7 separate regions of the Homo sapiens genome follow, and all the other regions are linked to region 1. A link is a contact called in ENCODE Hi-C or POLR2A ChIA-PET data. All regions are on one chromosome and are shown on one strand. Each heading gives the region's core, a stretch centred on a gene start or an enhancer-like site at or near the end of the contact. The rest is flanking DNA. Distances are from core to core; before and after follow the strand shown.

Region 1 (3,549 bases), core at 670-3,169:
GCTGAGATCACGCCACTGCACTCCAGCCTGGGCAACAAGAGTGAATCTCCATCTCACAAAAAAAAAGAAAAAAAAAGAAAAAAGAAAATTTTCATAATAAGAAAAAAACTACTACACAGAATACCAAACCTATTTTGAGAAACATCCATAGCATATACTAAAGGGAAACACATTAAAGTGTTAGCAGTTTTATTATAAGTAATTTAAGTTTTCTGAATATAACATCACTGTCCAATAGAAATATACTGAGACACATAAATAATTTTAAATTTTCTAGCAGTAACATATAAAAAAGGCAAAAAAACAAAAACAAAAATAGGTGAAGTTAATTTCAACAACATAATTTAAGCCAATGTATCCAAAATATTACCATTTTGACATATAATACAAAAAATTATCAATGAGCCATCTTACATTTTTTGTACAAAGTTTTTGAAATCCAGTGTGTATTTAACACTTACAGCACATCTCAATTTGGACTAGACACATTTCAAGTGCTCCTAGGGCACACATGGCTTATAGCTACTGGATTGGATAGTGCATCTCTATAATGAGCATTCATTACTTCTATAACTAGAATATGACATATTTTGACATGGAATGAAATTAAGTAAGTGAGATGTTGCAGGATTTTTCTAAAAAATTCAAAATTCATCAGTGCAGTTTTTGAGGTCTTCCACAGTAAAATCCATACCTACATTCCCAAGGCTGATTTCCAACGACTCACCGGTAGCCATATGGATTACTATTTAAGATAACTGAAGACGACTGTATCATTGAGATTAAGACCACAGACTCAGAAAAAGGAATAGAAAATAAACAACAACAAAAACCAAAGAAACAAAAACAAACAAAAAAGATCACACAGTCTGAAAAGGAATGCTTGGGTTCAATCCCAAATCCACCTCTTACTATCAGTTGAATAACTTCGGGAAAGTATTTAATAACATAAACTCTGCCTAATTTCCTCATAACAAAATAACAAGACCTACTTCATCAATAGCTATGGTCCACAGACGAATGCCTTAAAATCAAAGTGGTAAGATGTTATTGGTAATACTCATTTCCAAGTAGTTTTCCTACCCACTCTCACATTTATTCAACAAATATTTCATCATTTTTCAGTAGTAACTTACTGAGTGACGGAAACTTGATTAACTGAAAGGACAGAAAATGGAACAACAAAGTGCGTTCAAGAGCAGGTACCTGGGGCTATGCTGGGAGAAGCCAAGAAGTCCCTCCTTCCTCCTCTTTGCAAATTCGGAGGCGGTGAATAAAAGGATGCTGTCAGCACGATGGAGTCTCTATCCCGGATAAACGGCGGTAAACATCCCCACGCATTGGAGCCCGATGACTCAATCCTTCTTAAAAAAAAAAAAGATCTGTAAAAGTTCGGGAAGAGCTCGGTCTCCTGAAGGATACGACAGAAAGGCCATGGCATAAAGCCCTGACTTTTCTTCTCTCTTCACTGGAGCTTCCAGTAAAAAGGGCGCTTGTGAGGGAATCACTGTATCAATAGCAGGAGCCAACCCAGTATCAGGTGCCACCACTGTTCTAAGGTTTGACCCGTATTATCTTGTTTAATTCTAATTACAACCCTACACAGTAACGACTATCTTTATTGCTATTTTAAAGATGAGGAAACAGGAGCGCGGATCATAGGTAACTCGCTGTTTATTATACCCACAGAACTAGCGGCGCTGCTTGCCAAGTGCGGGAGGAGAGCAAACTTCCCGCCCTCGGCCTCTCGGCCTCCGCCGCGGCCGCGACCTCTCCATCCCAAGACTGATGGCTGGGGAGCGCCTATTCCCAAGCACAGGCTGAAAAGGTTCAAGAGGGGTCGTGGGGGTGCAGGGCTGACTCACCTCCCGGACCCAAAAGATGGTGGCGGCCTCGCTTTCCGGGGCGGAAGTGGCTCTGCCTGCCCAGAGCTCCTGAACTACCCTTCCCAGAAGGCCCGCGCTCCTGCGGCCCAATTGTTTCCGGACAGAGTTCTGGAATACGTTTCCCAGAACTTCCAGAAGGAAAAACCATCCAGGTGCCGCCCTCTTCGCGCTTGAAAAAAAAAAAAACAAAAAAAAAAACGGAGCGAGCGAGTGAGAGAGGGTTACGGAGAGTGTGACAAAATTCTCGGAGCTCCCGGACTACAACATCCAGAATCCTCTTCACGGCTTATTGCTGTTTAGCCAGGCTGAAGCAGTTCTCTGATGTCAGTGGAATTTAGGTTTTTCTTATTAACAAAAAGTAACAGCAAATATGTGAAGAATTGGAGCCCTAAAATAAAAAAAGACTCCCAGCACTTTGGGAGGCCGAGGCGGGCGGATCACGAGGTCAGGAGTTCCAGACCAGCTTGGCCAATATGATGAAGCCCCGTCTCTACTAAAAATATAAAAATTAGCCGGGCGTGGTGGCGCGCGCCTGTAGTCCCAGCTACTTGGGAGGCTGAGGCATAAGAATCGCTTGAACCCTGGAGGGTGCAGTGAGCCAAGATCGTGCCACTGCACTCCAGCCTGGGCGACAGAGTGAGACTCTGTCTCAAAAAAAAAAAAAAGAAAAAAAAAACTATTATAAGAAACAGATCACGTGATCCTGTACTAATAGAATTATACCCACCACTTCCAAAAAAAAAAAAAAAAAGGGCAGAGGAAACCCTTTAAGTTTTTACATTTAACAGGATCGACTAATAGAAAAACTACTCTTTAGATACTAAAAGAATGAAAGAGCAATCAAAAAATGCAACGAAGGCAGAATATATTATGGATTTCCACTTTTCTTAATAGCACAGTCATATAATTCAGAACAACTTGCTTACTGAGGATAGCTAGACATAGAAAACACAAGCTTTGGCATATGGTAGATCAACTCCACAAAGCAACTAGGGCCTCTGTAATCATTCCTCAAGGAGTTTCTGAATTTGAAAGATGAACAAATTTATTACTTCAGTGTTTAAACCTTGATCTTTATTTGCTTAAATGTATAATGGAATTGATGTTTCCAAGAATTGAGGGTTGAAAGAAGAGAGCAATACCTAAAAATATCCACATATCTACTACAGTACATGTTTGCAGTTCTCATTTACTAAATATATATTCTTTATTCTGTTATATACAACTATCTCTTATAAAGAACCAAGTATGTGCCAGGAACTAGTTCAAACTATTCAGACTATGGGACCCTCACTACATTTTCACAACTTTTTTCTTTTTTTTTTTGTTCTGTTTTGTTGTTGTTGTTGTTGTTGTTGTTGTTAGACAGAGTTTGGCTCTTTTGCCCAGGCTGGAGTGAAGTGGCATGACCTCGGCTCATTGCAACCTCCGCCCTCACACAAGGTTCAAGCAAGTCTCCTGCCTCAGCCTCCCAAGTCGCTGGGGTTATAGGCACCCCCCTCCCCACCACGCCCAGCTAATTTTTGTATTTTTAGTAGAGACGGGGTTTTGCCATCTTGGCCAGGCTAGTCTTGAATTCCTGACCTCAGGTGATCCACCCGCCCCGGCCTCCCAAAGTGCTAGGATTACAGGCATGAGCCACCACACTTAGCCCATTTTCACA
Region 2 (3,549 bases), core at 648-3,147, 8.0 Mb after region 1:
CTCAGCCTCCGCGGTAGCTCAGATTACAGGCGCCCGCCACCACGCCCGGCTAATTTTTGTATTTTTTTATTTTATTTTTTTTTAGTAGAGACAGGGTTTCACCATGTTGGCCAGGCTCCTCTCGAACTCCTGATCTCAGGTAATCCACCCATCTCGGCCTCCCAAAGTGCTAGGATTACAGGCATGAGCCACCGCACCCGACCAAGATCACAGTAAATTAATACATTCACTTAAGTTTGCGCACACTTCTTAATGTCACATGGTATATTTATTTGTTCACATTTGTTATGCCCCTTAGTAGTATTTTAAAGTTCTTTCCTAATAGTTCTGAACCTTTAAGTTTCTTCCACAATACTTTATCTTTTTACTGCTATTGTAAATATTAGTTTTCTTCAACTATGTATTCTAACTGATATTTGTAAATTAGAAGGCTATTTATTTATAGATATTAACTTGGTACCCAATTACTTTATTTAACTTTTTGTAATTTAAAACTATGTCAATGACGACAGCGGGGGCGGGGTGATTTCCTTAGAAAACGCATCTTTGGAGACGTCAGTAGCATTCTCCATTACTTCACAAAATCCATACAACCTGAGAACGCCTCGACTCATTAAGGAATTAAGACACCTAGGATTTAGTCCAGACTCATAGATAAACACTGCAACAATTAAGCTTTCTTCAAAAAATGAGGATAACTGTGCCTAACCTAAAACCGTTGACTCCCTCATCCTGGGCGCCGTTATATGGGATTGCTTCTCAAAGCGTACAATGCTGTTTAGTCTAGGGCTTTGCTTAACAGCCCTATTTAAGTACCCCAAAGATGGGGATTTGAATAGTCTGAAGTAGGCACCCCGAAACTAAAGTTCCTTCGAAACACTCTCGTTTAATTAAAAAAAAAAGTCACGGTGATTTGCATGCCACTCCAATTAAAAAGAAATGCTTTTATATAAAAACTCGTTTTAAAATTATTCACCACTTAGCTTTTCCACCCCTTCAATTTTCAAGTAAAAAAGACGCTCCAGGAAGATGGCACCGTTATAATTATCAGCACTTTCGACAAGGGAAGTGCAGCTCAAACGTTATACCTCAATGCTGGTCTCCTACATCTCCCTCTTAGGCACAATCACACACAATCCCGCACCCAGTTTCACATTCACTCAACAATCCCAAACATCAGGTCAAACTTTGAGGACAAACTCGGTCACACTCGCTCAAACCCGCCTCAGAGGCCCCCATCTCCGCCCCGCACGTAGGCCAGAAGCTCTTACACCCACTCCCTGCCCTCGCGCCGCGCCCCTAAAGATCAGGAATCCTCCCCTTTAACCTCCCCGGTCCGACCGACCCGAGACGCCCAGATCCCACCTCCTACTTTCGCGCCACGTGGACCCAGGGGCCGTACTGACCCGCGGACAAAGACCAAAATGTCCACTCGGTGCGCTGCGCTTGCGCACTCGGAGAGCGAGGAAGCACTCCCAGAAGTCTCCGCGACGCGGCCCGCCTCGGTCACCGCGGCCAGGCCCAGGCTGGTACTGAATTACCTTCTATTACCAGCAACGTCGCTTCTCAGGCCTTGGACTACATTTCCCTTGAGGCTTTACTGGTCGACTCTCTGTCTCCTCCCCTCCCCCCGCGAACTTGGCCGCCTCCTTCTGTGACGATGGAGCTCTTGAGGTAAGTAGTCCTTTAGCGTCAGATGACTTCAAGCTTGCTGGAAGGTCTGGAGTGGCGACGCCCTCTCCGAAGACTCGTGGGCGCAAAAATGTCAAAACGAGCCAGGCCCCGACTCAGAGATAAGAGAACGCCATTCTGTCCGTGGCCGATCTAGCTCTGGACTACAATTCCCAGAGCCCACAGCGGCCTGACGTTACGTCGTTCTTGACGTCGTGGCGAGCTAGTTAGCTCCGCAAGGACCCGGACGCGACCAGGGGAGGCAGAAGGTGAGGGGTCTGGGAGTCCTGGGCGGGGCCGGGGCGTGTCCGGAGCCTCGAATCTGTGCGCGCAGGCGGGAGCTGGCTGCGGATGCGCCGTTCTGAATGTGTCTTTGTGGCTGTGTGGCTGGGTGTGGGTGTCTGCAACTGTGCACGTGTAACCGCCTGTCTCCAGGGTGTCTGGTGGTTTTTGTGTAACCATGTGTGATAGAGAGTATCGGGGTGCAGGGTCCTTGTGACCGGGGGTGATACTGCGTGTGTCCCCGTTGTATATGTGGCCTGTTCGCCCTGTTCCTGGGGTGTGAGTACAGTTGTGACTGTGTGACCACTGCGGGTGTGCGGTTGTGATTCATGTCTCCAAGGTGTGTGCGTGGTTTTGGTTGTGTGACACTGTGGCCGTGTGCAATTGCCTGTGCCTGTGACTGTGTGGTGACGCCGCTTGTGTATTCCTGTATCCCTTGGTGTGTGTGTTTGTGTGTATGTGTGTGGTGCTGTGTATGCGGGAGTGGGGTGCCACTGCTTGTGTGGGTTGCTTGTGTGAGTGTGACTGTGTGTATGTCCACAGTGAAAGTTCAGTTGTGACTGGGTGCCGTAAAGTACCAGTGATGGCGTGTGTCCCCTGAGTGGGTGTGTGACTGTGACTATATGAGGCATTTGTGGGTGTTGGTGTGTGGGGCTTGTGACTATACGGGAGTAACTGTATCACAGTGGAGAGTAGATTGTGTGACTGGGTGTGTCTTAGCGGGTGTGTGATTGTGACTGGAAAGATATTGTGACTGGAAAGGTATAGAGGTGTCTGTGATTGTGTCCTGTGTCTCAGGAGTGGATGTAGGGCCGGGTGTGGTGGCTCACATCAGCCCTTTGGGAGGCCGAGGTGGGAGGATCACTTGAGCCCAGGAGTTCGAGACCAGCCTGGCCTGTACAAAAAAAAAAAAAAAAAATTAATGGCTGGCACGGTGGCTCACACCTGTAATCCCAGCACTTTGGGAGGCCGAGGCGGGTGGATCACCTGAGGTCAGGAGTTCTAGACCAGCCTGGCCAACACGATAAAACCCTGTCTCTACTAAAAATACAAAAATTAGCTGGGCGTGGTGGCAGGTGCCTGTAATCCCAGCTGCTCAGGGGGCTGAGGCAGGAGAATCGCTTGAACCCAGGAGGCAGAGGTTGCAGTGAGCCGAGATCGCGCCATCGCACTCCAGCCTGGGGGACAAGAGCGAGACTTCGTCTCAAAAACAAACAAACAAAAAATTAAAAATTATCTGAGTGTGGTGGCCCACACCTGTGGTCCCAGCTACCCGGGAAGCTGAGGTGGGAGGATCTCGAGCTTGAGAGGTCAAGGCTGCAGTGAGCCGTGTTTGAACCACTGCATTCCAGTCTAGGTGACAGAGCGAGACCCTGTCTCAAAAAAATAAAAGAGTGGATGTGTGGTTATGTTTGTGTGACACTGACTGTATGTGCAGCACCAAGTGTGCCAGTGACTCTAGTGCTTGACCCATGCAGAACCTTTGAAGTTAGGACAGATTCTGGCCCTGGACAGGAGTGACCTCAGCCTTCTGAGTGACACTGGATTTAGGCAGATGCCTGGTGTTCTGTGACCACACTTCCCTATATGGTAGGT
Region 3 (3,549 bases), core at 653-3,152, 7.8 Mb after region 1:
TAGCTGGGCGTGGTGGTGGGCACCTGTCATTTCAGCTACTCAGGAGGCTGAGGCAGGAGAATCCCTTGAACCTGGGAGGCTGAGGTTGCAGTGAGACAGTATTGTGCCACCACACTCCAGGTAGGGTGACAGAACAAGACTTTGTTTCAAAAAAAAAAAAACTTAGTCAAAACAGAGAATATGGAGGAGCTATTTTAATAATTCTTTTTATTGTTTTTTTAATGGAGTGTTGATTTCCTTACATAAATTTAATTGTAAACATGTACATAGGACCGTGATTTTGAATTAAAAAAATACTTTGGGCCTTCGGCCTTCTTAGTAGTTTTTTTTGTTTTGTTTTGTTTTCGTTTTTGTTTTGATACGGCGTCTTGCTCTGTCGCCCAGGCTGGAGTGCAGCTGCACGATCTTGGCTCACTGCAACCTCCGTCTCCCTGGTTCAAGCGATTCTTCTGCCTCAGCCTCCCGAGTAGCTGGGACTACAGGTGTGCGTCACCATGCCCAGCTAAATTTTTTTGTATTTTTAGTAGAGACGGGGTTTCACCATGTTGGCCAGGCTGGTCTCAAACCCCTGACCTCAGGTGATCCACCCGCCTCGGCCCCCCGAAAGTGATGGGATTATAGGCGTCAGCCACCGCGTCTGGCCACCTTCTTAGTAGTTATAAAGTAGCTCAGATTTTTCATTTATCTCCTATTTCATGCATATCCTATTGTTTGCAAAATGAAACCAGATTGCCGAGGCATTTTCAAATATCTTCTAAAGTTTTATATTCTTAAGGAAAGAACAAATTCTTTCATGTATTAACTAATATATCAAAGAATTTGGGATACAGAAGATGCCTCAGGGTGGTCCCTGGTGGGCTTATCCCATTTCTTTCCTGAAGGAACGCAGGACAGGACAAATTCAGTCTCATTGGAGACAGACCTCTCCAGTTAGTCTTTTTCTTTTGAAACGGAGTTTCGCTCTTGTTGCCCAAGCTGGGGTGCAATGGCGGATCTCAGCTCAATGCAACCTCCGCTTCCCGGGTTCAAGCGATTTTCCTGCCTCAGCCTCCTGAGTAGCTGGGATTACAGGCGCGCGCGACCACGCCCGGCTAATTTTTTGTATTTTTAGTAGAACAATACATTCACAACTGCAGGAGATACGAGACACACACACACACACACACACACACACACACACACACACACACAGAGACAGAGACAGAGTGGGAGAAAGGGAGAGGGCAGTGAGCACGAGCGACCTTTCTAGGTTTACGTCCTGCTCCAGGTTCTGGTGGGCTTTGAGAGTATTTTCATTGCATGCCTGATGTGTGCCCACACCTTGCTTGGGTGTATGCAGTGAGTAACTGGTAGGTGTTTAGTACACATATTAGGCATCTGCTGGTGCCAAAACTTCTTTCTAAATCCTCCGCGGCTGAGCCTGGTGGCTCACGCCTGTAGTCCCAGCACTTTGGGAGGCTCAGGCGGGAGGATCTTTTAAGCCCAGGAGTTCGACACCGGCTTGGGTAACATAGGGAGATCTGGTCTCTATAAAAACTTAAAAAATGAGTTGGGCGTGGTGGCGCGCGCCTGCAGTCCCAGCTACTCTGGAGGCTCGGGTGGGAGGGTCGCTTGAGCCCGGGAGGTCGCGGCTGCAGTGAGCTCTAATCACGCCACTGCACTCCAGCCTGGGCGACAGAGTAAGACCCTGTCTCAAGAAAATAAACAAATAAAAGTCTTCCTCAGCGACAAAAGCAAACGCAAGCCCGAGCTCGCCTCAGCCCCACGCAGCGCGGAGGGCCTTCCCGCCCCGAGCGCACCCGGGGCTCCGGCCCCCGCGCATGCGCACTCCGCGCAGCCCGTTGGGGCTGGAACCAGTCCCTCCCATCGGCGGACTACATTTCCCACAGGCCTCCGCTCGCAGTTCTTTCCGGCTTCGCTGCTGGTGTCGGCTCCGAGAGGTGAGTTGGTCGCTTGCACCGAGGCAATGGGCGCGGGGGTGGCGCGGGGGCGGCGCAGACCTCAGTGTGAGCCAGGAGGCAGTAGCTGTGGAGTTTGTGGCGCTGACTGGGCGCCGGGTGCCCTGTTGCGTCCTCTGCCTTCTCGCTTCAGAGCCGCCCAGGTCCAGCGGCCCGGAATGGCTCCGAGTTAGATACAGGAACCCCGGAGTGAATGAAGGCCCCCAAACAAAAAGACGCAGTCTGAAGAACTGCAGATTGCACAGCTTTACCCGAGCTCCCTCCCATGGAAACTGCGGGGAACTCGGAGACAGATCCCAGCCCCGTCTTCGTGTACCTGGCCTTTCGCTCTGATACGGGAAAGGGTCAGCTTTATTCCAGGCTCCCTGTTATTTCCATCGGGTTTTGCGCGCAGTAGACGGAGGGAGCAAGTGCGCTAGCGGGGGTGTGTCCTGCTCAGCCAAGGCCGGCTCCAGGAAAGGCCCGCGGTCTCAAGATTCCCGTCTCCTTTCCCAATCCTGCTGTTCTTTAGGAAGGCAGCGGGGAGAGGAGGAAATGATTGCTGTTGCATATAGACAAGTCAACATCCAGATGAGTTTGTGTTTCCGTTTTGTTCCATGAAGTGTAATTTTTATTTTTTCTGGGCGTGGGGGCATTTGCTTTCCTCTTCTGTGGAATGAAAATCAGCTCGGACTGAACAATGAAGCAGCTCTGTCATTAATCAGGCTAGGAAGGAAGAGACAGATAAAGCCAGTTGCAAAATTAATAGAAAACATGATTTCTCCCCAGGTGGTGCAGTAGTTGTAAAATGGCATAATGACTCCCTCTTTGAGAGATTACAGTTTTCTTACCAGTGATGTTCTAGACTTGCTTTGCTGTTTTCATTTTATTACTGGGGATACCCTCTTGATTACACTCATGATTGCATTCAATATCTCATTAATCCCTGCCTCTCCTAATCTCACCTCGGAAACAGCAGCCATTCCAGATTGCAGCTGTCATTAGATCCTCCTTAGAATCTTTCAGCTGGAACTCAACCGTTTACGAAAGAGCTTTTCTCGTCTCTCTCGTCCATTCTATTCCAACCCTTCCTGTGGAATTTTCTCCCTTTCTGCCAGTCAATAGATATGATTTTGTCAGACTATGCGGGCTTGTTCCAGTTAATCTTCAGCTAGTTAGACTTTAACCCCTGAAATGTCCTGTCCACTGACCTGGTGCTTTGGCCTTCCTTCCCAGTGAATGATGGGGTGATGAAGGTAGATTCCAATTCCTACCCCTTTCCAGTAGGTTTGTTTTGTTTTGTTTTTTTTTGTATTTTTTGAGATGGAGTCTGGGTCTGTTACCCAGGCTGGAGTGCAGTGGCACGATGTGCTCACTGAAACCTCCGCCTCCCGGGTTCAAGCAGGATTCTCCTGCTTCAGCCTGCCAAGTAGCTAGAACTACAGGGATGAGCCACCGCACCCGGCCTCCAGTAGGTATTGACATGAGCATTTGGCAGTAATTTAGTTTCTCTTATGAGCTGCCTCTTTCTAATCATTTGGATGGTCTGGAAGTAAACCTCCTGAAGAGAAGCTAACTGCAGAGCTTTATTTTGTTACTTAAGTTTTTTTTT
Region 4 (3,549 bases), core at 635-3,134, 7.7 Mb before region 1:
CCCATTCTTAAAAGTGATAAGTGAACTTTTTAAGTCTTAAAATTCTATCTAAATATATCCATACACTTAGTGATTCAAGTCACAGTGGTGCAGTTTTGCCTCTTGATGGTATACTATTACAGAAATCTTAAAAAAAAATTTTTAAACAAAAACATGGATGATATGTTTACTATAAGAACGTTCATAATGTAAAATTAAATACGGCAAATTATACCAATGTTTCAGCAGCTTATCTGCATTGTGAAAATCAAGCATAGAAAACTGAAATTGAAATATACAAAAATCTTATCAAAAGTCATTACTGGGGAACACATTTTGGGATAAGAGAGATGTTTTACTTGTGTCAGAACCTGAAAGAAAATATTTACGTGTGTGTATACACACATTCACACAGTAAACCTGAGGAAGAAGAACGAAAATCTTTAATAGAAACCTTATCATTTTCTTCGTTTTGTTTTTTCCTTTTTCTTTTCTCCTTTTCTTTTCTTTTTTTTTTTTTTTTGAGGCAGGGTCTCACTCTGTTGCCCAGGCTGGAGTGCAGTGCTCAATCATAGTTCACTGCAGCCTAGAACTCCCGGGGTCACGTGATCGTCCCACCTCAGCCTCCCGAGTAGCTGAGACTACAGGCGTGTGTTACCACACCCAGTTAATATTTGTATTTTTTGGAGAGACAGGCTATGTTGTTCAGGCTGATCTCCAACTTCTAGGCTCGAGCAATTCGCCCACTTTGGCCTCCCAAATGCTGGGAATATAGGCGTGAGCCACCGCGCCAGGCCACCTTACCATTTTAGATTTGATTAATCTTTGATCTTCCCCAAAGCTTTCCTATTTACCAGGATGAGAGAAAGGAGAGATGTGAGAAGTCAAATGAGATTTGTAAACCAGTCCTTGCAGAGAAACTTAAAAGGGACTGAGAGGGAATGTACCGTTGGACCTGAACACACACACCAATCAGGATGCCCTGGCTGCCAAGGCTTCAGCCTTCACAAGCTTCTCCACGACTGTCACATCTAGACCTCCCTAACATGGTCACACCCCCTTAGATTAATCCAAAAACCTGGACCACACACCTAGGTTCACATGAACCCGGGCTCCTCCTCACTGAGTCGCATATTAAATCCTGATTACAGCCTGGAGCGAAGGCTCACGCCCGTAATCCCAGCACTTTGGGAGGCCAAGGTGAGAGGATCGTTTGAGGCCAGGAGTTGGAGACCAGCCTGGGCAACATAGTGAGACCCCCGTCTCTGCAATAAACAGATAGATTAGATAGATAAATTAGATAGATAGATAGATAGATAGATAGATTAGATTAGACAGATTAGATAGATAGATAGATAGATAGATAGCGTGGTGGCGCTCACCTGTAGTCCCAGCTACTCGGGAAAGCTGAGGTGGGAAAATCACCTGAGCCCCGGGAGATGGAGGCTGCAGTGAGCCACGATTGCGCCACTGCACTCAAGCCTGTGTGACAGAGCGAGACCCTGTCTCAAAAATAAAAAATAAAACCCCGAATCCGAAGCAGACACAGTTTTCCTTGACAAAAACCACTCCTCACTCCAGTCCTCAATCACCGAGCCCTACAGAGTGACCCGCAAAGGCACCAAACCCTGATCACGGACTTCCAAGTGTTGCTCTGGACAGACTCTGACCACCGACCACTGGGATCCCTCAGGGCTGACTCCGGAGACGCCCCAACCCCAATACCCCGACTCCCACTTGCTCCCGCTTCCCCCACAAACTCCACGGCTCCGCACTAAACGGACGCCCACAGACACCCTCCTCCCCTCATCCTGACAGACAGACCCACACACAGACCTGATTTTGCGGGGAACCCACCGAGACTTCCCAGAACCTGCACTTTCCTGAATTATTCCACTTCTGGGCCCTCCCCCAGCCTCCAAGCCGGCCTACGGCGGCCGAGGAAGGTCTGAAGTTGCAGGTGTACGGAGCACGGACGACTGGGAGGTAGTAAGTTCGCGTCCTCTCGTCACGGATACTGGAGGCAGCCATCTTTGAATCCTGCACGTACGGAAGGTAAAGTGGACCTTTTCTGCCCAAGTATTCAGGGATAGCGCGGGACGGTGAAGAACTCCATATTTTGGCACCTAAATCCTGCGCCCAAGTTTCATTTATTTTCAGAGGGTCGAGCTTAGCCAAGACAAACATGGTATGGCTACGTGCACCTTAGCGGGCTGGGGAGAAAAGTCATCCGCTTTGCACAAAGAATGACGGGAATGACACAATGGGCGCGGCCATCTTAACACTTAGGTGTCCGTACAAGTGAAAACGCTTTCTCCACAGAGGAAAAAGAGCAATCGCACCCTGAGTCATATACCGCGAAAACGCATCTAGCTACATGTGGAGGACAAGAGGAAGATTTTTGAGGACCAAAAGGGTGTGGAGAGGCAATCGAGGTACGAGGATATTGTTCACCCCGTCAACGGAAAGTGAAAAAACAGCGACCCCTGGAACCTCATTTACATTTGAGGGACACGGTCACCGCCCAGTGCAGGTAAAGAGAGCAGCCACCAGCCAACCGGAAAAGGAATCCAATGCGGGAGGCGGGAATTTTCCTTAAGAGAGAAGAAGGGCCTTCCCTCTGCTGTAGGTGGAGTCAATCTTAACGTCGGGGCTTTCGGAGAACCAAGTGCCTAAAATTCTGGAAGGAATAAATAAGGCGACTCTGGGAGAATGAAAAGTTGTGCAAGCCCGGGCGCGATGGCGCACACGTGTAGTCCCAGCTACTGGGGAGACCAAGGCAGGAAGATCGCTTGAGCCCAGGAGTTCCAGGCTGCAGTGAGCTATGATCGCACCTATCAATAGCCACTGCACTACACAGCCTTGGCAACCCCTTCATGAGGAAAAAAAGAAAAAAGAAAAAAAAAAGTTGTGCAAGAAAAGTAATCATAGGATACTACCTGACTGACCTATAAATATTATTTACATAGTCATCATAACGTAAATTCTAATTCTGATCCAACCTAAATTAAGACAATTCCATTGGAAGAATGAGAAGGAAATTCCTGCATGCAGTGGAGTGTTTATATTTATAACAGAGTTTTCACGTGTCCTTCATGATACATCTATAGAAAATGCCCCAAAATGCAAACTCCATTTCAGAAACATACCGTGTTACTTAAAATATCAAATCTGTGAAGAGTGAAAAGCTTTACAGAACTATATGACTCCTTAGGAGAATTGCAAAATAAAAGCAAGAATCTTATGACTCAGGAATTCCACTCCTAGATACTTATACAACAGTAATGAAATGATATGTCCTCACAAAGACTCACAAGAATGTTCTTAGCACCTTTATGCATAATACCCTGAACAGGAAACAGTCCAAGTGTCCATCAGTACATGAATGTATAAGCAAATTGCAGTGTAATCATACCCTGGAATACTACTGAACAATAATAAAAAACAAATCATAGATGCATGCACCAACATAGATAAATCTCAACAACCTTATGAAGGGGGCCAGCCTCTCCACACCTGTGGGTATTTCTCATCTGGTGGGATGAGAGACTGAGAAAAGAAATAAGACAC
Region 5 (3,549 bases), core at 310-2,809, 7.6 Mb after region 1:
AACTTACCAATTACCCAGCAACTTTTCTTCTAAATATTTGCCCAGGAGAAATGGAAACGTGCCAGCTTTATTCGTAATGTATAAAACCTGTAAATATGCCAAATGTTCAACAACAGAAAAATGACTACACAAATTGTGGTATATTTGCACAATGGAGTGCTGTTCAGAAAAAGAAAAATGAACTACACATGAAATCTCACACACATTAGGGTAAACTAAAGGAGAAATATGGAATTCCGGAACTGACAGTTACAGTGACACAAATCAGAACTATGGCTGTCTCTGCTTTGAAACTGACTGGAAAGGACACCAGCAAACTCCGGTGGTGCTGGTGTTGTAAACCAAAAATAAAATCCTAAGCACACCCAGACCATCTTGAATGGACCCCTCCTCTTGGCCAGGGCATTCCTAACCTGAAAAACTAGTAAAGCCATGATGGAAAGGCGGGGGTGGGCGGGTCGGACATGCTTCATTATACCCTCCTCCATTTTGGAATTACTGATAGAAAAGACCCCAAGTCTGAAAAGAAACATTTACAATCTATTCTCTGTGAAGCGTGCTACCTGGAGACATTCCTAAGTCTTACGTCAATAACTCTTTCAACCCATTGCCAATCAAATAATCTTTGAATCTACCTATGACCTGGAAGGCCAGCCACCTTCCAGCTGTCCCGCCTTTCCGGAGGGAATCAATGTACATTTTACATGTATTTGATTGGTGTCTCATGTTTCCCTAAAAGGTATAAAACCACATATATCCCGTCCACCCTGGGCACAGGTTCTCAAGATCTCCTGAGGGCTGGGCCACCGGCCATTGGTCACTCATATTTAGCTCAGAATAAGTCTCTTCAAATACTTTAGAGTCTGAGTCTTTTCGTCAACAGTGTAAAACACGCCCTAAGGCAGACACACACACACTGAACCGCCGCTACCTGCCAGATTCCATCTGGGGCCTTTCTCATGGTGCAAAACGGACAAAAACTCCAAGTCACCCTCAGGTTTACGACCACGGGTCACATCCTGAGGCCCCCACACTTAGAAGCCAGAGTGGAGCAAAACCTCGCCCGACTCAGGCTCCGAGTTCTCCCCTCGACCCTCCCCAGCCTAAAGGCTGTACCCGCTTCAGGCCTTCCCAGCCCGGCCCTCCAGTTCCTTCTTCGGCCTCCCTCAGCCTGGGGTCCGGGTTTCCTCCTCGGCTGAGCAGCCGGGTCCGCGACTCCCTTCACCCTCCCCGGCCCGGGCTTCCGGTTCTTTCCAGAGGTGAGGCAGGGGCCACCTAGAATTCCGCGGCCCCCCACCTCCCCCAAGACCACCCTCGCCCCAGCTTCCTGTTCCCCATTCTGTCCTCCCAACCTGGGTTCCCGATTACTGCCTCGACTTCACCTTGCCGTCAGGGACCACCAGCCGCCTCTTCCGCGCCTAGGGGACGCGCAGCGGCAGCCTCTGCTGATGGCAAGGGTCTGCGCACCCGGAAACTCCAGGGTCTGGGGCGTGGTGCGGCCCCTGCGGCCAGCGGGCTCCGCTTGAGCTTCAGGGCTCTTTCGTTGTTGGACTACGTTTCCCACAGGCCTCAGGGCCGCGGATGAACTTCGACCTTTGCTTCCTTTTCCGGTGTTGTGGTTATTGAGTTAAGCCTGGCGAGTCGAGGTGACCCGGGCCGGGCTGCGGGAGGAGCTCGCGGTGAGGTGGCCCCGCGCTGCCGGGCGAGGTCGGTCCACGTGGAGCCGGGAGCCTGAGGCCTCTGTACGCGGGAGCTGCGGACGATGGTGGTTAGTGCTATTGTTTACGACGTCATTGTGGTGTGTGTGTGTGAGAGACGGAGACCCTAGTGTGTGCCGTGGGTGCTGTTTGATCGGACTCAGGACGGTGAGTAGGGGCGGGGTCTATCGTGTGACCCTGGTCTACGGTGACGTGATCGTGTGACAGCACTGTTGTGACCAACTATAAGTGTGAACGGGGTAGAAGTGTTTTTTTGTTTTTTTTTGTTTGTTTGTTTGTTCGTTTTTTTCCGTGAGCCTGTAGGAGTTTGTTTTGGGTAAAGCGTCATTTTTCCGACTCTGTGATGTCTGTGATGGAATCTCTTCGTGAGGTCTTATACACACACACACACGCATATAGATAGATTACATAGATGATATATAGAAGATAGATAAATGATAGATAATAGATAGATAGATAGATAGATAGATAAGATAGATAAATGAAGTTTCCTGGGAAGACGTGAAGGGGAGGGCATAGGTGTAGTATTCATTCCTGGGATAACTCCCCTTGCATGAGTTTGGAGGCCATTTATACATTAAAGAACTACAGTATTTCCTGAGCTGTGTTCCCTAGAAACTGCTAGGCATTGGTCGTACCTTTTTCTCGGATGTGGGGAGGAGTCGACAGTATTCTAGTTTCCCTCTTCGATCTGGGTGTGTTTGTTGTGTGTGATGGGCTTTTCTGGTGGTGAACACTGTGTTCTTATTTAACCAGTCCAGGATGTCATGAGTCCTTTCTCCCTCTTGGTTATGTAGTTCTGCAAGTGAAGGCCCCCTGAAGTGGAAGACAGCATTGGTACTAATGGCCAACTCAAGGTTAGTTTTTTTTTTTGTTCATTTACCTGGTCCCTTGGTTTTCTCTTCCCAATTAACAACAGGACCGTAGAGATGGGTCCCCTTGTCCTCCATTGCCTTTCCAAATGCCCATTTCCCTTTCATTGAATATTCACATATGCATTAGGTAAATCATTCAATTCTCCCATGTGCTTCTTTTTTTCCAAAGGATTTTTATGGTATAGAAATACAACTCCTGGAGGAGAAGTTAAAACTTTTTTTTAGAATGTAATTTGTTAAGGAGGAGACGAGTGATTAAGTAGAATGGCACACTAGATACCTTTGATCTTATTTACAGACTTGATTTGCAAACAAAGCAAGATAGGAGATGGTAGGTATTAATCAGTAAGTGACAAAGTTGGCTTTGGAGACATTTAGGAGTGGGAATATGATAGGAGTTTTATGCAGAGAGGCTATGTCAACAAGGGCAGGGAGTTTTTCCAGAACATTCATGAGGGGATTTAAGTGGTGACAACCAAATCTTCTTTGAGATTTGGCAGTGTGACATTGGTGTAGATTGTGAGAGGCAGCCTGATACAGTGGTGTCTGAGTCTAAAGCAGCACAGTCTAATGCAAATATAATATAAAGCCACTTAGGTAATTTAAAAATTTCCATTAGACACTTTTTTTTTTTTTTTTGAGACAGAGTTTCACTGTTATTGCCCAGGCTGGAGCGCAATGGTGCGATCTCAGTTCACTGCAACCTCTGCCTCCCAGGTTCAAGTGAGTCTCCTGCCTCAGCCTCCCAAGTAGCTGGGATTACAGGCGCCCGCCACCATGCCCGGCTAATTTTTGAATTTTTAGTAGAGAAGGGGTTTCATCATGTTGGCTGGGCTGGTATCGAACTCCTGACCTCAGGTGATCCACCCACCTCATCCTCCCAAAGTGCTGGGATTACAGGCGTGAGCCACTGCGCCCGGCTTTAAACACATTTTAAAAAGAAAAAGAAACAGCTG
Region 6 (3,549 bases), core at 550-3,049, 7.4 Mb after region 1:
GCCCAGGTACCCAGTCTTGCAGGATAGAAATGTGTGACTAAAATGAAGCATCGATCTGAGAAGACTACAAATGAGCGGGAAAGATTGGACAGGAGCATGCTATACATTATTTAGATTAATGTTGATATTTAAGGAGCCAGGATATTGGTTTGTTTTTGAGGGGTGCCCATCTACTTTATGTAAGAAGCTATAAACTACACTTCTTTCAGTTTCTGCTTAATCCTTGCTCAAACAAGGAATAATTTCTTATTCCAAAGTAGACATTGGTACATCTTTTACTAGGTACATAATTTGGGATGAAGTCTGATAAAGCTCCTTAGAAGTACTTACAGTACACCCTCACAAGGGTGTACCATCTACCCATGGTTTAAACAGAAATTAAAATTCTACCTTCGTGGAAAAATTTGCCAAGTTTTAATGGATTCAGTGCTCATTAAAAACTTTTAGCCTGTCTTGATCTTTAACATAATTATTGGTGTGAAACAATGGCTTCTGTGGAAAATTAAAGTTTTAGTGGTTTGCTATTTGTGAAATACAGGCTTTTTCATGTATCATATTAGCATATAAGCTGGCTTAATCATTAGTACTGATCTTCAAGTTACTAAGACACCAGATATTTGTTACTTTGTAATTTGAGTTTTTAAAAAAATTCCGAAATTGGCTTTTCGATGTGTGAAAAGGACTACTTATTAGATGCTTGTTTTTAAATTTACATTCAATTAATTAAAGCTAGACTCTTTATATTCTTAGGCTTGGTATACTATTTGTATGTTTTGTAGTAAGTGTATAAAAATAATACCTTTGACTTTGTATAAAAAAAATCTTTCTTGCTTTAAAAGCCATGTTGGATTTGCATTCTAGACCGTAATAAATATAACTACTTTAACATAAAAATCTATTTATGTTGTTTATCAGATATTAGGGGTTTTTTTCCCTCTCCTGTCAACCTCCAAATAAAATCGATGCTCCAGAATGATGCCCTCTTATCATAATTTTACAAATACCTGGCTCCAAGGTTACTACCTGATACAAAAATACAATGCTGGTCTCCCAAACAGGCAACTCACATTGACACTCACACAGCTTCCACTCACACCTGCGATCACAAGGCAGCATCTTCGGGCCCTCGTCGGCCACGATCCGCTCCCAGAGAGCATTCGCGCACAATCTTATCCCATCCACGATTTTGATTCCTTTTCTCCCACTTCTTCAACCCTATCCGGGACGAGACCATCAGGTCCCACCTCCACCTTCACCTTCATTTTCCGCGCAATGCAGACTGAGCCCTGGACTCACCCATATACAGATTGAATTGTCCGGTCAGTGTTTCATCCCCTCTGCATTCTGAGGGCGAGTTAGCATCTGGGTGCATGAGTTCCAAACTAACAGCCAGGACCAGGCTTGGAGCCAAGAATCCTTTGGCTCGCATCGTGGCTGGGTTGACCGCTTTTCTGCCCTGGACTACATTTCCCATCGGTTCTACCGTTCGGGGCTACTTCCGCCGAGAACCGGAAGCACGTTTTCCTGTGTCTTACCCCAGATAACAGAGCTGCCAGGGATAATCAGGCCTGACCACTCTAGCGGGCGAGCCGGCCCCATAGCGAGCCGCTCGGCATGAGGGCTCTGCGATCCTCGTTGGAGAGGAGCGGTAAAAGGAAACAAGCCAGGCTTGGAAATGAGAGGCATAGGGAAGCCCGCAGTCGGGCTCTGGACTACATTTCCCAGAGGATCCCGCAGGCCGACGCCACGTCTCGCGAGATTTTGGCTTCCTCTTAGCCAGGTGGCGGGACCGTTTGCTGTGCCGATTTAGCTGCCGCCGCGCCTTGGAGTCCTGAGGAACTTGGCTAGGCTGGCCCCGAGCGGAACCAGAGAATGCTGAGGGTGAGGAATCCGGCTCCGGTCCTTTTGTGTGTGGAGGGCTGAGGAGAGGAGTTTGCGTGTGTGATCGCGATGGCTGCCGTGGGTCTCCGTGGTCTGTGACTGTGGCTGTGTGGTGCTGACTCTGGGTGATCAGGTGGGCGCTTGTGACTGTGCGCGCCCGGAGTGGGTGTGTGTGTCCTGGACGACCCTCGTTGTGCGTGCGGATGTGAAGAACCGGTGACTGTGTGGTTGGACTGCGTGTCCCGGGGTGGGTGTGTGACTTTGCGTGTCTGTGCAGTACCTTGTGTGCGTGAGTTGCAGGTCTGTGGCTGTGCAAGTGCAACTTGTGTGGCCCCTTGGTGTATGTGAGAGAGGAGAGTGTGATTGGCTGTGAGGCAGTGGGTAAGTGGATATGCGGAGGCATGTGTGCGATTGGGACTTTGTGTGTCCCCTTGAGAGAAAAAACTCTTTAGGCAGTTAGGGTGGGACCTTGGTAAAAGTCCTTTAAACAGAGAAACAGCCTGAAAAATCAGGCTGCAGGCATACATAAGGAAAACTCCACAGGGGGGTTGTCCTGAAGACATTCCTCAGCTGCACTGATAAGGGACCGAGGCCCAACATAGAAACGCCTTTGTCCTTTGTGTGACCAGCGGGCTTCCACGAAATAGTCGCTTCTTTTGTGGGCATGTACACGGTGGGCTCTGTTAGATTTTGAAGGGAAGGCGAGGGTTAAAGAAAGAGAGAGAGTTGGCGGCTCTATGGCGGGGACCAACTAAATGCCAGAGCCCACTGCCGCTTCCAGGCTGGGGTAATTACAGGCCTGGGCAGGAGGGGTCTGGGCGGTATGGCTTGTTGCCTGGGAGAAAGTTGATAAGGATGTTTCTTGGGCTTTTGCCCAGCAGGATGTGATAAGGAAGTCAGGCGGTTGGGAAGGATGTTTCGCACAGCCCAAACCCGGGTGGAATGTTTCCCTCTGACCAGGGTCTGTGAAATGGTGGGGGCTTACGAAACGGTGCAGCTTGGACTAACAGGTTCCGGCGGCCACTTTCCTTTTTTGGACATGCTTTAGACTGTGAGCGCGGCCTCTTTGAATCATAACTTCACCCCCTCATTGGTCCCGGGCCAAGCTTTCACTTCAGCCCCTGATTGGTCCCGGGCCAAACTTTCACTTCAGCTCCTGATTGGTCCCGGCCCAAACTTTCACTTCAGCTCCTGATTGGTCCCGGGCCAAACTTTCACTTCAGCCCCTAATTGGTCCCGGGCCAAACTTTCACTTCAGCTCCTGATTGGTCCCGGGCCAAACTTTCACTTCAGCCCCTGATTGGTCCCGGGCCAAACTTTCACTTCAGCCCCTGATTGGTCCTGGGCCAAACTTTCACTTCAGCCTGGGATTGGTCCCGGGCTAAGGTCCCAGGGCCAAGCTGGGTAGTGCTTTCTTCAAGACAGCCCACGTTCCTCCCCTTCCCAGTTAATAAACCCCCCCAGATTCAGCCTCCTAGTTGGCAACCCTCTTTTGGGTCCCTCCGCTGGGGAGAGCTTTCTTCTTTTGCTTATTAAACTTCCGCTCCGACCTCATCCTTTGTGTCCCTGTTCCTTAATTTTCTTGGCCGTGAGAGAAAGAAGGCAAAAACAAGAGCCTTTACCCTAACAACTCAATTGCTGCAGAGATTAGTGCATATTCTATGTGGC
Region 7 (3,549 bases), core at 559-3,058, 7.4 Mb after region 1:
AATCATCACTGGGAACTGTTACTTGGAAATGTCTTGGAAAGCAGTGACAACCATGAAGGCTATTTGTAGATGCTGTCAGATGACATAAAAACTGCTGTGGTCTCACTGCCAACAATACCCCATACCCGAGGGGTCTACAGCCTATATTCAAGATGGAAGGAAACACTACATTTTGGTTAGAGGAATGTGAAAATTTACACGAGCCCTTCTCATGGGCCCCTAAACTTGGCTGATGGAACTGTGGGTAATAAACTCAGAAGGAGTCAAAGGCATCAAGGTTGCTCATGAAAGAGCTGAGGTTACCAACTCAAGTGTAGACAAGAAAAGAGAGAGGAAAAAAATGGTAGCTCGGCAGGGAGGTCAGAGGGATAGCCAGGCTTAGTTTCCAGACATCCAGGAAAAGGACACCCATCTGAGTAATGGATTGAGAGTCAGTATTAAGATACGGAGAAATATCAAGGAGAAACATTAGTGGCTAACGCTGGACATTTCCACAGCTCTCACATAACCAGAAAAACTTAGCTTAATTTTAGTAACAATGTCAGAAGCACAAGCGTGCTGAGAATTAAGAACAAGGCCTTTGAAGAATGTGGGGACTGTTTTATAAAGCACTGAATCTTCACACCTCATGAAGACAGAGACCTGGAGCCTACAGGTGTCTCATTCACACTATGAAATAAATCCTACAAAAGTAAGAGATCCACTAACTTTTTAAAGGATTTAGGAAGATATATATATGAAATCAGCCAGGTGCGGTGGATCACACCTGTAATCCCAGCACTCTGGGAGGCCGAGGCGGGCAGATCACCCCAGGTCGGGAGTTCGAGACCAGCTTGACCAACATAAAGAAACCCCATCTCTACTAAAAATACAAAATTAGCTGGACGTGGTGGCACATGCCTATAATCCCAGCTACTCGTGAGGCTGAGGCAGGAGAATCGCTTCAACCCGGGAGGCGGAGGTTGCAGTGAGCAGAGATTGCACCATTGCACTCCAGCCTGGGCAACGAGAGCGAAATTCCGTCTCAAAAAAAAATAATAATAAAAAATAAAAGTTGTTTCTTTCACAAAAGTTACTCTACATACGTGCTCCAAAAATAAGATTTCAAAGACACTGGGGAAAATACTACTACTAAGATATCAAAACCAGGAACTTACTTCCTTTAAAACAATTCCAAACTAACTCGCTGCGCCTTTCACAGAAATTTCCCACAAGAAATATGATTTTATAAAGCCTGAGAAGTTGCTGCTGTTAGGAAAACCACCAAAACTAAAAATTGGTTTAATTAGCAACAACAACAAAATGCCATTTTAACTGGCTGTCCTTATCAGAGACAGTCCACTAAATAATGCAACTGGCAAAACGTGAGATTTTTTAAAGGGTGGGGTGCTTTATTATAAACATAATATAAACCAGGAATGTATTTTATTTAATAAACCTCAACCTGCCGGTCACTCCCTCCCTTCGAGGCGTTCTGCAACAGAACACCTGGCTAGAAATAAAAGGGCGTTTTACCCCAGTGGGATGAAAAAGCCCCGTTTTTTACCTTTAATCGCGAGACAATACGGGTCAGAGGTCAGGAAATTATGTCAGCACCAATGCGGGCGCCCACGAGTGCGGTGGACCGATGTGGAAGGGCCGGGACGCAGCCCGAGTCCCAGTTCCCGCCGTAGCGATGGCCGATTTCCCAGCCGCGGACGCTGAAAGCGAGGACTCCACGCCGATGACCCTTCGGCGTACCATGTCCGGCGGGCGCTTGGCCAAACAGCCCAAGACTGCGGAATCACACTCGCCACTGTGTACCTGGACGCCATCTGCAGACCCAGCGCCTGCGGGGATTCCGGAAACGGGAGAGCGGGCTTCCGGAAACGGTGACCAATGGGAAACGTGATCAGATGTTACTAGGCGAACAGTCCGTTTCCAGGCAACACAGAAGGAAGAGACGCTCTCAGTCACCCTAAAATAGACGGAGCTTTCAGCCAATGGATATGCAGGTTTGCTCCAGATTAGCCAATAAGAAGTGTTTGGGGCCGGCCGAGCGCGGCGGCTCACGCCTGTAATCCCAGCACTTTGGGAGGCCGAGGCGGGCGGATCACGAGGTCAGAAGATCGAGACCATCCTGGCTAACACGGTGAAACCCCGTCTCTACTAAAAATACGAAAAATTAACCAGACGTGGTGGCGGGCGCCTATAGTCCCAGCTACTCGGGAAGCTGAGGCCGCAGAATGGCGTGAACCCGGGAGGCGGAGCTTGCAGTGAGCGGATATCACGCCACTGCACTCCTGCCTGGGCGACAGAGCGAAACTCGGTTTCAAAAAACAAAAGAAGTGCTTGTGGCCGACCTTCCTACAAGCACAGCAGAAACTTTCCTGCGCATTTCTGCGCTGGAACGCCTACCCGCCGCGCCAAACCAAAACTTTGCAATCACGTTTGGTGCTGTTTCCTGCACTTTCTTGGAGATTAGCACCAGGCGCTGGAGACCCTCCCACCTCGCCCACGCCCACCGCCCGGTGAACACCGAGACCCAACCTTGTGCACCGCCAGTCTTGTGATCAACAAACAGGCTAGTAAAGTATAAAAATAAAATAAAGGAAATGTAGTCGGGCGTGGTGGCGTGCGCCTGTAATCCCAGCTACTCCGGAGGTTGATGCAGGAGAATCGCTTGAACCTGGGAGGTAGAGGTTGCGGTGAGCCGAGATCGCGCCACTGCATTCCAGCTTGGACAGCAAGAGCGAAACTCCGTCTGAACATAGTAAAATAAAATAAAGGAAATGGGGCCGGGCGCGGTGGCTCACGCCTGTAGTTCCAGCACTTTGGGAGGCCGAGGCGGGCCGATTACTTGAGGTCAGGAGTTAGAGAACAGTCCGGCCGCCAACATGATGAAACCCCCGTCTGTACTAAAAATACAAAAATTAGCCAGGCGTGCTGGCGGGCGCCTGTAATCCCACCTAGTCGGGAGGCGGAGGCACAAGAATCGCGTGAACCGGAGAGTTGGAGAGTTGGAGAGTTGGAGAGTTGGAGAGTTGGAGAGTTGGAGGTTGCAGTGAGCCGGAGGTTGCAGTGAGCCGGAGAGGCGGAGGTTGCAGTGAGCCGAGATCCCGCCCCTGCGCTCCAGCCTGGGCGACAGAGTGAGACTCCGTCTTAAAATAAAATAAAATAGGCCGGGCGCGGTGGCTCACGCCTGTAATCGCAGCACTTTGGGCGGCCGAGGCGGCTGGATTGCCTGAGCTCAGGAGTTCGAGACTATCCTGGGCAACGTGGTGAAACCCCGTCTCTACTAAAAATACAAAAATTGGCCGGGCGCGGTGGCTCACGCCTGTAATCCCAGCACTTTGGGAGGCCGAGTCGGGTGGATCATCTGAGGTCAGGAGTTCAAGACGAGCCAGACCAACATGGAGAAACCCCGTCTCTACTAAAAATACAAAATTAGCCGGGGTGGTGGCGCATGCCTGTAATCCAGCTACTCGGGAGGCTGAGGCAGAAGAATCGCTTGAACCCGGGAGACGGAGGTTGCGGTGAGCCAAGATCGCGCGCGCCATTGCACTCCAG

The links. A loop is a pair of places that touch in the nucleus more often than their neighbours do. ChIA-PET counts read pairs that join two places held with the same protein, here RNA polymerase II (POLR2A). Pooled maps may share reads with other maps.
Region 2: a pooled map shows a loop between it and region 1 (8-fold over the local background). The contact joins the promoter of ZNF565 here to the promoter of ZNF227 in region 1. A Hi-C loop is called at or near these places in 5 of 50 pooled maps.
Region 3: a loop to region 1 is called in a pooled map, with 12 times the contacts of the local background. The contact joins the promoter of ZFP14 here to the promoter of ZNF227 in region 1. A Hi-C loop is called at or near these places in 6 of 50 pooled maps.
Region 4: a loop to region 1 is called in a pooled map, with 5 times the contacts of the local background. The contact joins the promoter of ZNF613 here to the promoter of ZNF227 in region 1. A Hi-C loop is called at or near these places in 4 of 50 pooled maps.
Region 5: a pooled map shows a loop between it and region 1 (10-fold over the local background). The contact joins the promoter of ZNF529-AS1 here to the promoter of ZNF227 in region 1. A Hi-C loop is called at or near these places in 6 of 50 pooled maps.
Region 6: a pooled map shows a loop between it and region 1 (8-fold over the local background). The contact joins the promoter of ZNF850 here to the promoter of ZNF227 in region 1. A Hi-C loop is called at or near these places in 6 of 50 pooled maps.
Region 7: a loop to region 1 is called in a map of B cell, with 8 times the contacts of the local background. The contact joins the promoter of ZNF790-AS1 here to the promoter of ZNF227 in region 1. A Hi-C loop is called at or near these places in 1 of 168 maps with a recorded cell type or tissue (B cell) and 1 of 50 pooled maps. POLR2A ChIA-PET finds 5 or more read pairs at or near these places in 1 of 52 experiments (activated B cell).

What each region holds. Positions count from the first base shown.
Region 1 is chr19:44,210,902-44,214,450 of GRCh38, reverse strand. It overlaps ZNF227 (zinc finger protein 227), which reads right to left and starts at 1,919. Exons shown (of 6, transcript NM_182490.3): 1 at 1,866-1,919; 2 at 1,207-1,361.
Region 2 is chr19:36,213,013-36,216,561 of GRCh38, reverse strand. ZNF565 (zinc finger protein 565) reads left to right here and starts at 1,897. Exons shown (of 5, transcript NM_152477.5): 1 at 1,897-1,940. ZNF146 (zinc finger protein 146) reads right to left here and starts at 1,456. Exons shown (of 4, transcript NM_007145.3): 1 at 1,366-1,456. RefSeq lists enhancers at 1,213-1,402, 1,513-1,942.
Region 3 is chr19:36,377,554-36,381,102 of GRCh38, reverse strand. ZFP14 (ZFP14 zinc finger protein) reads left to right here and starts at 1,902. Exons shown (of 5, transcript NM_020917.3): 1 at 1,902-1,940. RefSeq lists a silencer at 1,706-1,795.
Region 4 is chr19:51,925,807-51,929,355 of GRCh38, reverse strand. It overlaps ZNF613 (zinc finger protein 613), which reads right to left and starts at 1,884. Exons shown (of 6, transcript NM_001031721.4): 1 at 1,816-1,884. RefSeq lists enhancers at 1,946-2,245, 2,101-2,864.
Region 5 is chr19:36,571,359-36,574,907 of GRCh38, reverse strand. ZNF529-AS1 (ZNF529 antisense RNA 1) reads right to left here and starts at 1,559. Exons shown (of 5, transcript NR_173348.1): 1 at 1,353-1,559; 2 at 8-87. ZNF529 (zinc finger protein 529) reads left to right here and starts at 1,616. Exons shown (of 5, transcript NM_020951.5): 1 at 1,616-1,768; 2 at 2,516-2,575. The coding sequence starts at 2,562. RefSeq lists an enhancer at 1,470-1,559.
Region 6 is chr19:36,771,057-36,774,605 of GRCh38, reverse strand. ZNF850 (zinc finger protein 850) reads left to right here and starts at 1,799. Exons shown (of 5, transcript NM_001193552.2): 1 at 1,799-1,881. It overlaps LOC728485 (a long non-coding RNA gene), which reads right to left and starts at 1,453. Exons shown (of 2, transcript NR_164117.1): 1 at 1,097-1,453. RefSeq lists enhancers at 1,539-1,698, 1,839-1,978 and a silencer at 1,965-2,259.
Region 7 is chr19:36,795,809-36,799,357 of GRCh38, reverse strand. ZNF790-AS1 (ZNF790 antisense RNA 1) reads right to left here and starts at 1,808. Exons shown (of 6, transcript NR_040027.1): 1 at 1,547-1,808. RefSeq lists an enhancer at 1,517-1,586 and silencers at 2,007-2,166, 2,177-2,246.